2 separate regions of the Homo sapiens genome follow, and region 2 is linked to region 1. Evidence: read pairs that join two places in POLR2A ChIA-PET (ENCODE). Cell type or tissue: GM12878. All regions are shown on one strand. Links, peaks and the distances in the headings refer to the core of each region. The heading gives the core; the rest is flanking DNA.

Region 1 (8,952 bases), core at 3,953-8,952:
GTGAGAAACTGTCTCAAAAAAAAAAAAAAAAAGGTCGGGCACGGTGGCTCATGCCTGTAATCCCAGCACCGTGGGAGGCCGAGGCGGGCAGATCACCTGATGTCAGGGGTTTGAGACCAGCCTGGCCAACATGGTGAAGCCCCATCTCTATTAAAAACACAAAAATTAGCCAGGCATGGTGGCAGGCGCTGGTAATCACAAGCTACTTGGGAGGCTGAGGCAGGAGAATCGCTTGAGCCCAGGAGGCTGAGGCAGGAGAATCGCTTGAACCCGGGAGGCAGAGGTTGCAGTGAGCCAAGATCGCGCCACGGCACTCTAGCCTGGGCAACAAGAGCGAGACTCCATCTCAAAAAAAAAAAAAAAAGAAAAAGAAAAAAAAAACCAGAAGCACAGCTGCAGATACAAGGAGCCTAAGGCAGTGCTGTCCCTAGAGAGACACTCACAGTCCCATGACAAAAGAAAGATGCACCCTGTCCAGATAAGGTGCAGCAGGTGCACACACCCCCAGACAGCTCATTGTTCACTTTTGTGGTGCCTTCCATATCTTACTAAAATCTTCAAAGCCAGTGCATTTCCTTAACTGTAGCCCCTATGAAATTTAGCTAAGGGCCAGACATACCCACACCACTAAACCATACCCTCAACCCAAGGTATGGAAAGGAACAGGGATAGAAGCAGAAATAACACAGTCTTCTGGTGTGGGCTTTGCTCCCATGGGAACATGGGAAGTTGCCTGAGAGGCAGGTCAGTGGTGCTACTCATGGGGAGGTGAGGGATAGTTTAGATGTCTTGTGGTGGTCCCTCTCCACTCTTGCCTGTCCTGGACAGTGTACGACCTTCTAAGTGGCCACATTGTGAAGAAGCTGACCAACCACAAGGCCTGTGTGCGTGACGTCAGTTGGCACCCCTTTGAAGAGAAGATTGTCAGCAGTTCGGTGAGGTTGCAAGGGTTGAGGGTGCTGGCACATGTCTGGGGCTTGGACTTGGGTGGGGGCAGCACATCCTGACTGCTTGCCACCCTCTGCCCTGCAGTGGGACGGGAACCTGCGTCTGTGGCAGTACCGCCAGGCTGAGTACTTCCAGGATGACATGCCAGAATCTGAGGAATGTGCCAGCGCCCCTGCCCCAGTGCCCCAATCCTCTACACCCTTTTCCTCACCCCAGTAGATCCAACCTCCAGCCCCATATAGGGTGAACCTCTTGATAAGCTCTCTGCCTCCTCCTCCCTTTCTCCCTTGTGGGGAATGTTTGGAGGAATCACTGGCATTTGATGGGGAATAACATAAGCCTGGGCTCTGAGCCTCAGCTGAGCCCTGGAAGATTCTCCCCATGGGGCAGAGTGGTCTCCTTACGTGCTCACACCCAGTCAGCTTGGGTCCCTATCTCTGGCCAGAGTTTGGCAGGACTGCCATTATCTGGGGTGTGGCCTCTGCCAGCAAGAGAAGTGTCCTGGGTGTTTTTAATCATGTTTGAATGTTAGGGGTTGGATCCTAGAGTAGATGCCTGAGGCCACATCTGAACAGACCTGTCAGCCAGGCCTGCCAGGTCTTCACGTTGAGGATTCAACTGGCCAATCACAGGACAGGTGTCCTGGCCTTTCTTCCTGAGGTCTCTAGGGGAGGGGCATGGGTAAGGGTGTTTCCTCAGCACCCTCCTGGGGTGGGGATTATGTCTGCTGTCATGTCTGGGTCTTTAGGGTAGGACAGGCTGTGGTATGAGAGGCAGGAGTCTCCACAAGGCTTCATGTGGCCCCTTATAGGGCAGGCCCTGCCCTCTGGGAAGGTCCCTTCATGCTGGAGGCACACAGCTTTAAGGAAGTAGGTTGAAGTAGGACTCCTTCGTCCTCTCACTGGCTTTGGCTCCCTCAATAAACTGTGTGGGAACCTGGCTCAGTGTCTGTCTCTCTCTCTCACTCTCTGTTTTTCCTATCTGAGGTCTTTCATCTCCTCACTTCAGGAAAACACAGTTCAGCAAAGTCTTCAGATGCGATCCTGTGTAGGAGAAAATACCCTTCTGGTGCCCCATGAAAAAGGGAAATACCAAAACCATTTGTTCACTGAGCCTTGCAATAGGTGCTCCCTTACCAATTTCAGAAGCTTCCCTGCAAGTAGATATCGAGAGAGCACACTTTCCATTAGAGCCTGGTAATACCCATATCACCTCTGCTCTGAGGCTGGGCCTGCAGCTGTGTAGTCTTTGGAAGAGGTAGCCCCTGAACGCAGAGCCTAAGAGAAGCAAGTCGGCCCTGACGCCAGGCCCCAGTGGGCGCCTCACACTCAGAACCTCATACCCCAGAGCAAACCGATGGTCAGGGAGAGGGCTAGAGCTCACACCCAGCTCGGAATAGATCTTCCCTGATGACATTTCATGCCCTCTAAGGCAGTTTTTAAATGAAGGTACACACATCCAGGGGTGTTCACAGGCTTTCACAGCAAGGGTACCTATTTCATGGCAAAATAGGCAGTTTTAAAAGAATAAACAAGCTAGGTGTGGTGGCTCATGCCTGTAATCCTAGCACTTTGGGAAGCCAAAGCTGATGGATCGCTTGAGCCCAGGAGTTTGAGACCAGCCTGGGCAACATGGCAAAACCCCATCTCTACAAAAAATACAAAAAGTAGGCCGGGCACGGTGGTTCACACCTGTAATCCCGGCATTTTGGGAGGCCGAGATAGGTGGATCACCTGAAGTCAGGTGTTTGAGACCAGCCTGGCCAACATGGTGGAACCCAATCTCTACTAAAAATACAAAAAAACTAGCCGGATATGGTGGCGGGTGCCTGTAATCTCAGCTACTTGAGAGGCTGAGGCAGGAGAATCGCTTGAACTTGGGAGCAGAGGTGAGCTGAGTGCAGTGAGCCAAGACCATGCCATTACACTCAAGCTTGGGCAACGAGAGCAAAACTCTGTCTCAAAAAAAAAATTAGCCAGATGTGGTGACGCATGCCTGTAGTCCTAGCTACTCAGGAGGCTGAGGTGGGAGGATCACCTAAGGCCAGGAGGTCAAGGCTGCGGTGAGCCGTGATTGTGCCAATGTACTCCAGCCTAGGTGACAGAGTGAGACCCTGTCTCAAAAATAAATAATAAATAAATAAATGTTCAGATCCTTGGCTTCTGTGTTCTCATTCCTCAAATTGATCTACCTAGTGTGAAACTCCCGTGCCAGATCTCCTTTCCCATCCACGCTTTTCATTCCCCGTCTGCCAAGTGATAAAGTTACCTAAGGTGCTACCCATCTCACCCAGAACCTGTGTTACTTCCAGGGCACCAAATTAAGAGAGAAATTCAAATTGTTAGTATCCTTATAGCTTCATTAGATCAAAGCCCCACAGACCGACCATTCTCAGTAAGAGATGCATTTACAATATAATTTTATGTTATCGAAGTAATGTAAAATGTTTGTTGTACAGGCATACCTAGGAGATATTGTGAGTTCATTTCCAGACCACTGTAATAAAGTGAATATTGCATAAGGCGAGTCAATTTTGTTGGTTTCCCAGTGCATATAAAAGTTATGTTGTTTTTAGGCTGGGCACAGTGGCTCATGCCCGTAATCTCAGCACTTTGGGAGGCCGAGGCAGTGGATCACCTGAGGTCAGGAGTTCAAGACCAGCCTAGCCAACATGGTGAAACCTCGTCTCTACTAAAAATACAAAAATTAGCCAGGTGTGGTGGCAGGCGCCTGTAGTCCCAGCTACTCAGGAGGCTGAGGCAGGAGTATCGCTTGAACCTGGGAGGCGGAGGTTGCAGTGAGCTGAGATCGCACCACTGCACTCCAGCCTGAGCCACAGGGTGAGACTCTGGGGAAAAAAAAAATTTTGTTTTGTTTTGTTTTTTTTTTTTTGAGACGGGGTCTCACTCTGTCACCCAAGCTGGAGTGCAGTGGCATGATCTCAGCTCACTGCAGCCTGGACCTCTCCTGGCTCAAGCAGTCCTCCACCTCAGCCACCTGAGTAGCTGAGACTACAGATGCCCACCACTACACCTGGCTAATTTTTGTGTTTTCTGTAGAGATGGGGTTTCGTCCTGTTGCACAAGCTGTTCTCAAACTCCTGGGCTCAAGCGATCCTCCCACTTCAGCCCCCCAAAATGCTGGGATTATAGGCATAAGCCACTGTGCCTAGCCATGAATGTTCTTAATGGCATCTGGAATGGTGAATCCTTTCCAGAAGGTTTTCAGTTGACTTTGTCGACAGCTATCAGAGGAATCACTATGGCAGCTGCAGTCTTACGAAATGTTTTTTTTTTTCTTTTTTTTTTTTTTGCTTGATATAGGGTCTTGCTCTGTCGCTCAGGCGCAGTGGTGCACTCAGCTCACTGAAACCTCTGCCTCCCCCTGGACTCAAGCGATCCTCCCACTTCAGCCTCCCAAGTAGCTGGGACTACCAGCACACACCACCCACATCCAGCTCGTTTTTGTTATTTTTTGTAGAGACGGGGTTCGAAATGTATTTCTTAAAGAGTAAGACTTGGCCGGGTGCAGTGGCTGACACCTGTAATCCCAGCACTTTGGGAGGCCGAGGCGGGTGGATCACGAGGTCAGGAGATCGAGACCATCCTGGCTAACACAATGAAACCCCGTCTCCACTAAAAATACAAAAAAATAGCTGGGCGTGGTGGTGGGCACCTGTAGTCCCAGCTGCTCAGGAGGCTGAGGCAGGAGAATGGCATGAACCTGGGAGGCGGAGGTTGCAGTGAGCCGAGATCGCGCCACCGCACTGCAGCCTGGGCGACAGAGCAAGACTCAGTCTCAAAAAAAAAAAAAAAAAAAAAAGTAAGACTTGCAAGTCAAAATTACTCCTTGATCCATGGGCTACAGAATGGATGTTGTGTTAGCAGGCATGAAAACATTAATCTCCCTGTACATCTCCAGAGTTTGTAGGTGACCAGGTGCATTGTCAATGAGCAGTAATATTTTGAAAGGAATCTTTATTTCTGAGGAGTAGATCTTAACAGTGAGCTTAAAATATTCTGTAACCCATGCTGCAAACATATGTGCTGTCATGCAGGTTTTGTTGTTTTATTTATAGAGCACAGCAGAATACATTTAGCATAATTCCTAAGGCCCTAGGATTTTCAGAATGGTAAATGAGGATTGGTTTCAACTTAAAGTTACCAGGTGCATTATCTCCTAATAAAAAGAGTTAGTCTGTCCTTTGAAGCTCTGTAGCCAGGCCTTGACTTCTCTCTAGCTGTGAAACTTCTATGTGGCATCTTCTTCCAATAGAAGGCTGTTTTGTTTGCTTTGAAAATCTGTAATTTAGTGTAGCCACCTTCATCAATGATCTTAGCTAGATCTTCTGGATAACTTTCTGCAGATTCTATATCAGCACTTGCTGCTTCACCTTGCATTTTTATGTTATGGAGGTGGCTTCTTTCCTTGAGCATTATGAACCAACCTCTCCTAGCCTCCTCACCACTCTCAGTCTTTATAGTATTGAAGAGAATAGGCTGGGCTCAGTAGCTCACACCTATAATCCCAGCACTTTGGGAGGCCAAGATGGAAGGATCACTTGAGGCCAAGGGTTGGAGACCAGTGTGGGCAACATAGTGAGTGTTGGCATGCACATGTAGTCCCAGCTACTTAGGAGGCAGAGCAGGAGGATTGCTTGAGCTCAGGAGTTTGAGACTGCAGTAAGACATGATCATGCCACTGCACTCCAGGCTGGGCAACAACGCAAGACACTGTCTCTTAAAAAAAAAAAAAAAAAGAGTTGGGGCCTTGCTCCAGATTAGGCTTTGGTTTAAGGGAATGTTGTGGCTGCTTTGATCTTCTATCCAGACCACTAACACTTTCTTGATATCAGCAATAAGGCTATTTCACTTTTGTATCATTCATGTGTTCACTGAAGTGTAGTACCTTTTAATTTCCTTTAAGAACTTTTCCTGGACAGGTGCAGCGGTTCACTTCTGTAATCCCAGCACTTTAGGCAAAGACAGAAGGATCACTTGAGCCCAGGAGTTTAAGACCAGCCTGGGCAACATAGTGAGACCCCTGTCTCTACAAAAAATTTAAAAATTAGCCAAACTTCGTGGCCTGCACCTGTAGTCCCAGCTCAGCGAGAGGAGGATCACTTGAACCAGGGAGGTCAAGGCTGCAGTGAGCTGCAATCATGCCACCGGATTAGGCTTTGATTTAAGAGAATGTTGTGGCTGCTTTAATCTTCTACCCAGACCACTAAAACTTTCTCCATGTCAGTAATAAGACTGTTTCACTTTCCTGACAGAAAGTGACCCTGTCTCAAAAACCCCAAAAACTAAGGTATTCATGTACTAATAATATATTTTAGACTACTAACAGTTACAATGAAAATAGAATCCATAGGAAAAAAATTAACTCTTAGGGCTTTATGGTCACAGGACATTTCTATTTTATTTATTTTATTTATTTTTATTTTTTGAGACAGTCTTGCTCTGTTGCCCAGGCTGGAGTGCAGTGGTGTGGAATGCAGTGGTGTGATCACTGCTCACTGCAACCTCAAATTCCTGGGCTCAAGTGATCTTCCCATCTCAGCCTCCTGAGTAGCTGGGTGGGTGCCACCATCTTTGGCTAATTTGTGTATATTTTGTATAGATAAGGTTTCACCATGTTACTCAGGCTGGTCTAGAACTCCTGGGCTCAAGTGATCCTCCTGCCATGGTCTCCCAAAGGACTGGAATTGCAGGTGTGAGCCACCACACTGGGCCCAGAAACTATAAAAAATTAAATTTTTTGGCTGGGCACGGTGGCTCACGCCTGTAATCCCAGCACTTTGGGAGGCCGAGGCAGGCGAATCACTAGGTCAGGAGTTCGAGACCAGCCTGGCCAACATGGTGAAACCCCATGTCTACTAAAAAAAAAAAAAAAAAAAAGTAGCTGGGTGGTGGCGGGCGCCTGTAATCCCAGCTACTTGGAAGGCTGAGGCAGGAGAATCGCTTGAACCCAGGAAGCAGAGGTTGCAGTGAGCCAAGATCGTGCCACTGCACTTCAGCCGGGGCGACAGAGTGAGACTCCATCTCAAACAAACAAAAAATTAAATTTTTTGAGTTACTTTTCTTGCAGAGAAATGTGATAAATGGTCAATAAAAGACTTTCAGGCATAAAAACATATTAGGATAAATTCTGTGAGGGAGTAGAATGGAAATATAATTTCTGATGTAAAATCTTGTCATGTTTTAATGGATAAAGGTGAAGTATCTAATCACTGTAGTATTTACATTTCATTGGATACATTTGAAACAGTGATATAATGGATTTATTTTGAAATGTCAGTATATGATACACTAGAAATTATGTCCTTTGCAACTATTTAAAACCACAATGAGACCAGGCATGGTAGCTCATGCCTGTAATCCCACCACTCTGGGAGGCCAAGGCAGGAAGATCACCTGAGGCCAGGAGTTCAAGACCAGCCTGGTCAACTTAGTGAGACTTTGTCTCTACAAAATAAATATTGAAACAAGGTCTCACTCTGTTGCTTAGGCTTGGAGTGCAATAGTGCCATCACGGCTCACTGCAATGTCAACCTCCTGGGCCCAAGTGATCCTCCCATTTCGGCCTCCCAAGTAGCTGGAATTACAGGCACGTGCCACTATGCCCAGCTAATTTTTTTAATTTTTGTAGGGACGGCGTCTCACTGTGTGAGACCAGCTCAAGGTGGTCCCGAACTCCTGTGGCTCCTCAGGCTGGTCCCAAAGTGCTGGGATTACAGGCATGAGCTACCACACCTGGCCAAAAAATAAAAAATAACCAACCATGGTGATGCATTCCTGTAGTTCTAGCTACTCAGGAGGCTAGGGCAGATGATCACTTGAGCCCAGGAGTTTGAGGCTGCAGTGAGCCGTGATAGCACACTGCATTCCAGCCTGGGCAAGCGTGAGACACTGTCTCAAAAAAATAAATCATAAAACTTTAATAAATAAAAATGAGTGGAAAGAATTTTTTTTTTTAAGACGGAGTCTTGCTGTTGTTGCTCAGGCTGGAGTGCAATGGCACAATCTCGGCTCACTGCAACCTCCGCCTCCCGTGTTCAAGCGATTCTCCTGCCTCAGCCTCCAGAATAGCTGGGATTACAGGCGCCCGCCACCGTGCCCAGCTAATTTTTTTATTTTCAGTAGAGACGGGGTTTCACTATGTTGGCCAGGCTGGCCTCAGGCGATCCATCCACCTCAGCCTCCCAAACTGCTGGGATTATAGGCGTGAACCACCATGCCCAGCCTAGTTCAAAATTCTTTTATAGGGTTCATTGAAGGTCACTATTCCAAGGTATGGGCTTTAGGATCTGGAAGGAATCTGATTGATTATCCAATCTGTCTTGATCAGTTTATAAAGGAAATTGATTTACTGAGGACTGAAGAGGGTTCATTGATTTTCCTAAAGTCACACAGTTGGGCCCAGAACTCAGGTGTCCTTGCTTGCTCATTCCTTTCACTACTTCCGCTGTGCTCTGAAATCCCACCACTGGTTTTGAGGAATGAGGAAGAAAGAAAAAGTGATCTCGAAACAGTTACTGACTAACAGGCACTCTCCGTGGATAGGTAGCTGACTGCCCTGCTGTCGCCGCCTCAGCAGTCAGACTGGGAGGGCAGGCTTATATGGAGAGCCCTGAGGCCCAGGGTAGTTGGTTGGAGGATGGAACTTAAGGTTTCAATTGACTCCTGTCTGGCAATTGCCCTTTTAGGGTCTCCTCTACCTCTGTCACCTGGGAGTAAACCTAATCTTTAGGGATCTGAGGGTCAACGTGATCAACAGATGAAACCGCCAGTTTATACAGCAGCCCTGGGCCAAACTAGTCCCTTAGAGACCCTCAATCCAGACAGGAACTAGGGCAGAGCCAAGCTGCTGGGGTCACAGGGCACTGAAGTGGATACCCATGCTGATCTGCCTCCCAAGGCCTATGATGGCCACAGTGCTGTGCACAGCCACCTTGCTGCATCCTGCTGTTGGTGGGCTCTTGTGCTCAGAACCCCAGGAGAA
Region 2 (7,416 bases), core at 1-5,000, 160 kb before region 1:
TGTACACTGACCCTGAAAAAGCCATCTGATAATTCTTGATTAAGCAAATTTAACTCCCTGTGTCCCAGGTGAGGGAGGCAGAACTGTTTGATTTTTACCTCCTTCCTTGCTTCCCTTATTCCCCAGGTTAGGCGAGCCAGAGGATTGTGCTGGCATCGTGTCTTTCCTGTGCTCTGAAGATGCCAGCTACATCACTGGGGAAACAGTGGTGGTGGGTGGAGGAACCCCGTCCCGCCTCTGAGGACCGGGAGACAGCCCACAGGCCAGAGTTGGGCTCTAGCTCCTGGTGCTGTTCCCGCATTCACCCACTGGCCTTTCCCACCTCTGCTCACCTTACTGTTCACCTCATCAAATCAGTTCTGCCCTGTGAAAAGATCCAGCCTTCCCTGCCGTCAAGGTGGCGTCTTACTCGGGATTTCTGCTGTTGTTGTGGCCTTGGGTAAAGGCCTCCCCTGAGAACACAGGACAGGCCTGCTGACAAGGCTGAGTCTACCTTGGCAAAGACCAAGATATTTTTTCCCGGGCCACTGGGGAATCTGAGGGGTGATGGGAGAGAAGGAACCTGGAGTGGAAGGAGCAGAGTTGCAAATTAACAACTTGCAAATGAGGTGCAAATAAAATGCAGATGATTGCGCGGCTTTGAATCCAATTGACCTGTTCATTTCTCAGTGTTGGGTGCTTAGCTGAGCAGAGAGCAGAAGTCTATTCAGGCTGGATCTCTGGATCCCCCAGCCCTCCTCCCTGTCTCCAGAACTTGAGCGTGATGTTCACGGGTGGAGGTGTCTGCAGAGCTGCCAGCTGGAAGGAAGGTGGCACGGGAACTCCCAGGACGCCACGGGAATCCCCGAGGCAGCGCGAGCCCGGAGAGAGTGGGGAAGGATGAACTCTCTAACACCTCCCCGCCCCTTGCCTCCCAGATCAGGCCAGGTCCTCTCCCCGCATGGCCCTACGACCCGAGTTCCCTCCCGAGTCAGCAAGTACAAGCTGGATGGGTCCTGAGCCGGTGGGGAATAGAGAAAGGCCCTGCAAGGTACCCAGGCCCACAAACAAAAGCAATGGGTTCTGCCCACGGGCCCGAGGATTCAGTAGAAGGAAAGTGGGGACGCTGTCCCCCGCCCCAAAGGCACTGACACTGGGCGACACACGCTGAGCCTCTCACGCCGACGGGCCTCTCACGCCGGAGCCGGCAAGAAAGGTCGGCGCCAGCCCGCGGGCTCTCAGGAGGCTCGGCAGCGCGACGCGCATGCTCAGTCGGGCAGCTCTCCGGGCCGGCGTGGGAGCCCGCGCTCCAAGGCCCGGTGGGGGGAGGGGCGCTCACGCAACCGCCACTGTCTGGAGCGGGCTCGCCTCTGCGGCAGCCCTCACCGCCCGGGCTTTACTGAAGCGGAGTCTAGCATGTGCGGCTGCTCCACAGCGGTGTGGGTGGCGGCGGCTCCTCTGCAGCAGCCTCGGCAGTAGGGGTCAGGGTGGCCAAGCCCACCGTGGAGCTCATCTGAGAGTTGTAAGGTACGGGACTGCCTCGGTCTTTGGGACGCCCCGTCTGGTAGCATCCCAGATCCAGCACGTTCCTTCCGGCCCTGCACCCCGGCCCGGTGCCTCACACCCCGCTACCCCAAGCATCCAGACTCTAAGGCAGCCCCTGCATCTCAGTCCTGACATCGCTGTCCCTGGAGCATCCTCCGCTGGAGCTGGAGCTTGACAGGTAGGGTGGAGAGGGCGGTGGGGGGCGGGGGGCCGAAACTGCATCAGTTAACGGGGCCGTGGGGGAGGGAAGTCCTCCATTGCTAAGGCTTCAGTAGGCGTTCTATGATCACAGTGTAAACAAAGCTGCAGGGAAGCTCTAACTGGGCGGAACCCACCGCAGCTCAGCAAGGCCTACTGCCTCTCCAGATTCCACCTCAGGGGCCAGGGCATATCTGAACAAAAGGCAGCGGACAGCTTCTGCAGACTTCAGTGTCCTTGCCTGACATCTCTAAAGACAGCAGTGGTTCTCCCAGCACGGAGTTCGTGCTCCGATAACGGACAGACTGCCTCCCCGAGTGGGTCCCTGACCCCCATGTAGCTTGACTGAAAAACACCGACCAGTAGGGGCGGAGAGACACCTCATACAGGTGGGTGCCCCTGTGGAACAAAGCTTCCAGAAGAAGGATCAGGCAGCAATATTTGCTGTTCTGCAGCCTCCTCTACTGATACCCAAGAAAATAAGGTCTGGAATGGACTTCCAGCAAACCCCCAAAGACCTGCAGCTGAGGGGCCTGTTAGAAGGAAAACTAACAAACAGAAAGGAATAGCATCAACATCAGCAAAGGACAGCATCAACATCAGAATAGCAAAGGACATCCACACTAAAACCCCATCCATAGGTCACCAACATCAAAGACCAAAGGTAGATAAAACCACAAAGATGGAGAGAAACCAGAGCAGAAATGCTGAAACTTCCAGAAACCAGAACGTCTCTTCTCTTCCAAAGGAATACAAGTCCTCACCAGCAAGGGAACAAAACTGGATGGAGAATAAGTTTGATAACTTGACAGAAGTTAAGCTTCAGAAGGTCAGTAATAACAAACTACTCCCAGCTAAAGGAACATGTTCTAACCCATTACAAGGAAGCTAAAAACCTTCAAAAAAAGGTTAAACGAATGGCTAACTAGAATGAAGAATGTAGAGAAGAGCTTAAATGACCTGATGGAGCTGATAACCACAGTACAAGAACTTCATGAAGGATACACAAGCTTCAATAGCTGATTCAATCAAGTGGAAGAAAGGATATCAGTGATTGAAGATAAAATTAATGAAATAAAGTGAGAAGACAAGATTAGAGACAAAAAAATAAAAAAGAAACATTCAAATTCAGGAAATACAGAGAACATCACAAAGATACTCCTTGAGAAGAGCAACCCCAAGACACATAATTGTCAGACTCAGCAAGGTTAAGGGCAGCCAGAGAGAAAGGTTGGGTGACCAACAAAGGGAAGCCCATCAGACTAACAGCAGATCTCTCAGCAGAAACCATACAAACCAGAAAAGAGTTGGGACCAATATTCAACATTCTGAAAGAAAAGATTTTTGAAACTAGAATTTCATATCCAGCCAAACTAAGCTTCGTATGTGAATGAGAAATAAAATCCTTTGCAGACAAGGAGATGCTGAGAGATTTTGTCACCACCAGGCCTGCCTTACAATAAGAGCTCCTGAAGGAAGCACTAAACATGGAAAGGAACAACGGGTACCAGCCACTGCAAAAACATACGAAATTGTAAAGACCATTGATGCTATGAAGAAACTGCATCAATTAATGGGCAAAATAACCAGCTAACGTCATGACAGGATCAAATTCACATATAACAATACTAACCTTCAATGTAAATGGGATAAATGCCCCAATTAAAAGACACAGACTGGCAAATTGGATAAAGAATCAAGACCCATATGGTGTGCTGTATTCAGGAGACCCATCTCACATGCAAAGACACACATAGGCCCAAAATGAAGGTATGTCTGGAATTGGTGGGTTCTTGGTCTCACTGACTTCAAGAATGAAGCTGCGGACCCTCGCGGTGAGTGTTACAGTTCTTAAAGGCAGCGTGTCTGGAGTTTGTTCCTTCTGATGTTCAGACATGTTCAGAGTTTCTTCCTTCTGGTGGGTTCGTGGTCTTGCTGGCTTCAGGAGTGAAGCTGCGGACCTTCGCAGTGAGTGTTACAGCTCTTAAGGCAGCATGTCTGGAGTTGTTCGTTCCTCCTGTCTGGAGTTGTTCATTCCTCCTGGTGGGTTCGTGGCCTCACTGGCCTCAGGAGTGAAGCTGCAGACCTTCACGGTGAGTGTTACAGCTCATAAAGGCAGTGTGGACCCAAAGAGTGAGCAGCAGCAAGATTTATTGCAAAGAGTGAAAGAACAAAGCTTCCACAGTGTGGAAGGGGACCCAAGCGGGTTGCTACTGCTTGAAGGGGTGGCTTGCCCCTCCACACCTGTGGGTATTTCTAGTCAGGTGGGACAAGAGACTGAGAAAGAGAAATAAGACACAGAGACAAAGTATAGAGAAACAACAGTGAGTCCAGGGGACCGGCGCTCAGCATACCAAGGACCTGCACCGGCACCGGTCTCTGAATTCCCTCAGTTTTTATTGATTATTATCGTCATTATTTCAGTAAAAAGGAATGTAGTAGGAGGGCAGGGTGATAATAAGGAGAAGGTCAGCAACAAACGTGAGCAATAGAATCTACATCATAATTCAGTTCAAGGGAAGGTACTATGACTGGACGTGCACGTAAGCCAGATTTATGTTTCTCTCCACCCAAACATGTCGGTGGAGTAAAGAATAACAAGGCAGCATTGCTGCAAACATGTCTCGCCTCCCACCATAGGGCAGTTTTTCTCTCATTTCAGAATTGAACAAATGTACAATCGGGATTTATACCGAGACATTTAGTTCCCATGGGCAGGCAGGAGACAGTGGCCTTCCTCTATCTCGACTGCAAGAGGCTTTCCTCTTTTACTAATCCACCAGAGCACAGACCCTTTATGGGTGTCAGGCTGGGGGACAGTCAGGTCTTTCTCATCCCATGAGGCCATATTTCAGACTATCACATGGGGAGAAACCTTGGACAATACCCTGCTTTCAAGGGCAGAGGTCCCTGTGGCTTTCTGCAGTGCATTGTGCCGCCAAGGCCACACCCACCCAGAACTCGTGCTGGCCTGCAAGTGCTGCGCACAGCCCCAGTTCCCGCCCATGCCTCTCCCTCCACACCTCCCTGCAATCTGAGGAAGCCAGCTCCAGTCTCAGCCAGCCCAGAAAGGGGCTCCCACAGTGCAGCGGCGGGCTGAAGGGCTCCTCAAGCGTGGCCAGAGTGGGTGCTGAGGCTGAGGAGGTGCCAAGAGTGAGCGAGGGCTGCCAGCACACTGCCACCTCTCAAAGGGATGGAGGAAGATCTACAAAACAAATGGAAAGCAAAAAAAAGCAGGGATTGCAATCCTGGTCTCTGATAAAACAGACATTAAACCAACAAAGATGAAAGGAGACAAAGAAGGCCATCACATAATGGTAAGGGGATCAGTTCAACAAGAAGAGCTAACTATCCTAAATATATATGCACCCAATACAGGAGAACCCAGATTCATAAAGCAAGTTCTTAGAGACCTACAAAGAGGCTTAGACTCCCATACAATAGTAATGGGAGACAGTAACACCCCACTGTTAATATTAGACAGAAAACATGACAAAATTAATAAGGATGTCCAGGACTTGAACTCAGCTCTAGACCAAGTAGGCCTAATACACATCTACAGAACTCTCCACCCCAAGTCAACACAATATACATTCTTCTCAGCACCACATCACACTTATTCTAAAATTGACCACATAATTGGAAGTAAAACACTCCTCAGCAAATGCCAAAGAACAGCAATCACAACAAACTGTCTCCCAGACCACAGTGCAATCAAATTAGAACTCAGGACTGAAAAACTCACTCAAAACTGCACAACTACATGGAAACTGAACAACCTGCTCCTGAATGACTACTAGGTAAATAACAAACTGAAGGCAGAAATAAACATGGTCTTTGAAACCAATGAGAACAAAGACACAGTGTAGCAGAATCTCTGGGACACATTTAAAACAGTGTGTAGAGGGATATTTACAGCACTGAATACCCACAAGAGAAAGCAGGAAAGATCTAAAATCAACACCCTAACCTCAAAATTAAAAGAACTAGAGAAGCAAGAGCAAACAAATTCAAAAGCTAGCAGAAGACAACAAATAATGATGATCAGAGCAGAACTGAAGGTGATAGAGACATTAAAAAAAAAACCTTCAAAGGATCAATGAATCCAGGAGCTGGATTTTTGAAAAGATCAACAAAATGGACTGCTAGCAAGACTAATAAGGAAGAAAAGAGAGAAGAGTCAAATAGACACAATAAAAAATCATAAAGGGGATATCACCAGTGATCCCACAGAAATACACACTACCATCAGAGAATACTATAAACACCTCTATGCAAATAAACTAGAAAACCTAGAAGAATTGGATAAATTCTTGGACACATACACCTTCTGCAGACTAAATCAGGACGAAGTTGAATTGCTGAATAGACCAATAACAGCTTCTGAAATTGAGGCAATAATTAATAGCCTACCAAACCAAAAAAGTCCAGGACCAGATGGATTCATAGCCGAATTCTACCAGAGGTACAAAGAGGAGCTGGTACTATTCCTTCTGAAACTATACCGATCAATAGAAAAAGAAAGAATCCTCCCTAACTCATTTTATAATGCCAGAATCATCCGGATATCAAAGCTTGGCAGAGACACAACAAAACAAAGAAAATTTTAGGCCAGTATCCCTGATGAACATCAATGCAAAAATCCTCAATAAAATACTGGCAAACCGAATCCAGCATAAGGATGCATTCTCTCACCACTCTTATTCAACATAGTATTGGAAGTTCTGGCCAGGGCAATCAGGCAAGAGGAAGAAATAAAGGGTATTCAATTAGGAAAAGAGGAAGTCAAATTGTCTCTGTTTGCAGATGATTTCACCGTATATTTAGAAACCCCATGATCTCAGCCCAAAATCTCCTTAAGCTGATAAGCAACTTCAGCAAAGTCTCAGGATACAAAATCAATGTGCAAAAATCACAAGCATTCCTATATGCAAATAATAGACAGAGAGCCAAATCATGAGTGAAGTCCCATTCACAATTGCTACAAAGAGAATAAAATACCTAGAAATCCAACTTACAAGGGATGTGAAGGACCTCTTCAAGGAAAACTACAAACCACTGCTCAAGGAAATAAGTGAGGACACAAACAAATGGAAGAATATTGCATGCTCATCGATAGGAAGACTCAATATCATGAAAATGGCCATATTGCCCAAAGTAAATTATAGACTCAATGCTATCCCCATCAAGCTACCACTGACTTTCCTCACAGAATTGGAAAAAACTACTTTAAATTTCATATGGAACCAAAAAAGAGCCAGTATAGCCAAGGAAATCATAAGCAAAAAGAACAAAGCTGGAGGCGTCACACTACCTGACTTCAAACTATACTGCAAGGCTACAGTAACCAAAACAGCATGGTACCGGTACCAAAACATATCTAGACCAATGGAACAGAACAGAGGCCTCAGAAATAATGGAACAGAACAGAAGCCTCAGAAATAACACCACACATCTTCAACCATCTGCTCTTTGACAAACCTGACAGAAACAAGCAATGGGGAAAGGATTCCCTATTTAATAAATGGTGCTGGGAAAACTAGCTAGCCATATGTAGAAAGCTGAAACTGCATGCGTTCCTTACACCTTATACTAAAATTAACTCAAGATGGATTAAAGCCTTAAATGTAAGACCTAAAACCATAAAAACCCTAGAAGAAAACCTAGACAGTACCATTCAGGACATAGGCATGG

What was found. ChIA-PET counts read pairs that join two places held together with the same protein. Peaks named below come from ENCODE experiments on the same cell type or tissue, not always from the same donor. Only the 100,000 strongest peaks of a DNase experiment are listed, where the experiment ranks them.
Region 2: POLR2A ChIA-PET joins it to region 1 with 7 read pairs; 6 of 35 experiments call an interaction of 5 or more read pairs at or near these places.

Annotation. Positions count from the first base shown.
Region 1 is chr14:24,122,143-24,131,094 of GRCh38, forward strand. FITM1 (fat storage inducing transmembrane protein 1) reads left to right here and starts at 8,517. Exons shown (of 2, transcript NM_203402.3): 1 at 8,517-8,952. DCAF11 (DDB1 and CUL4 associated factor 11) reads left to right here. Exons shown (of 15, transcript NM_025230.5): 14 at 829-935; 15 at 1,033-3,100. The coding sequence ends at 1,167. In GM12878, for the core only: no CTCF peak of the experiment used is centred there; no DNase peak of the experiment used is centred there; H3K4me3 peaks cover 531 bases; H3K27ac peaks cover 736 bases.
Region 2 is chr14:23,968,631-23,976,046 of GRCh38, forward strand. DHRS4 (dehydrogenase/reductase 4) reads left to right here. Exons shown (of 8, transcript NM_021004.4): 8 at 127-649. The coding sequence ends at 241. It also overlaps a transcript of DHRS4L2 not described here. Among named protein-coding and RNA genes, the nearest start is that of DHRS4L2, 17 kb to the right of the region's middle. RefSeq lists a silencer at 1,385-1,434. In GM12878, for the core only: no CTCF peak of the experiment used is centred there; no DNase peak of the experiment used is centred there; H3K4me3 peaks cover 555 bases.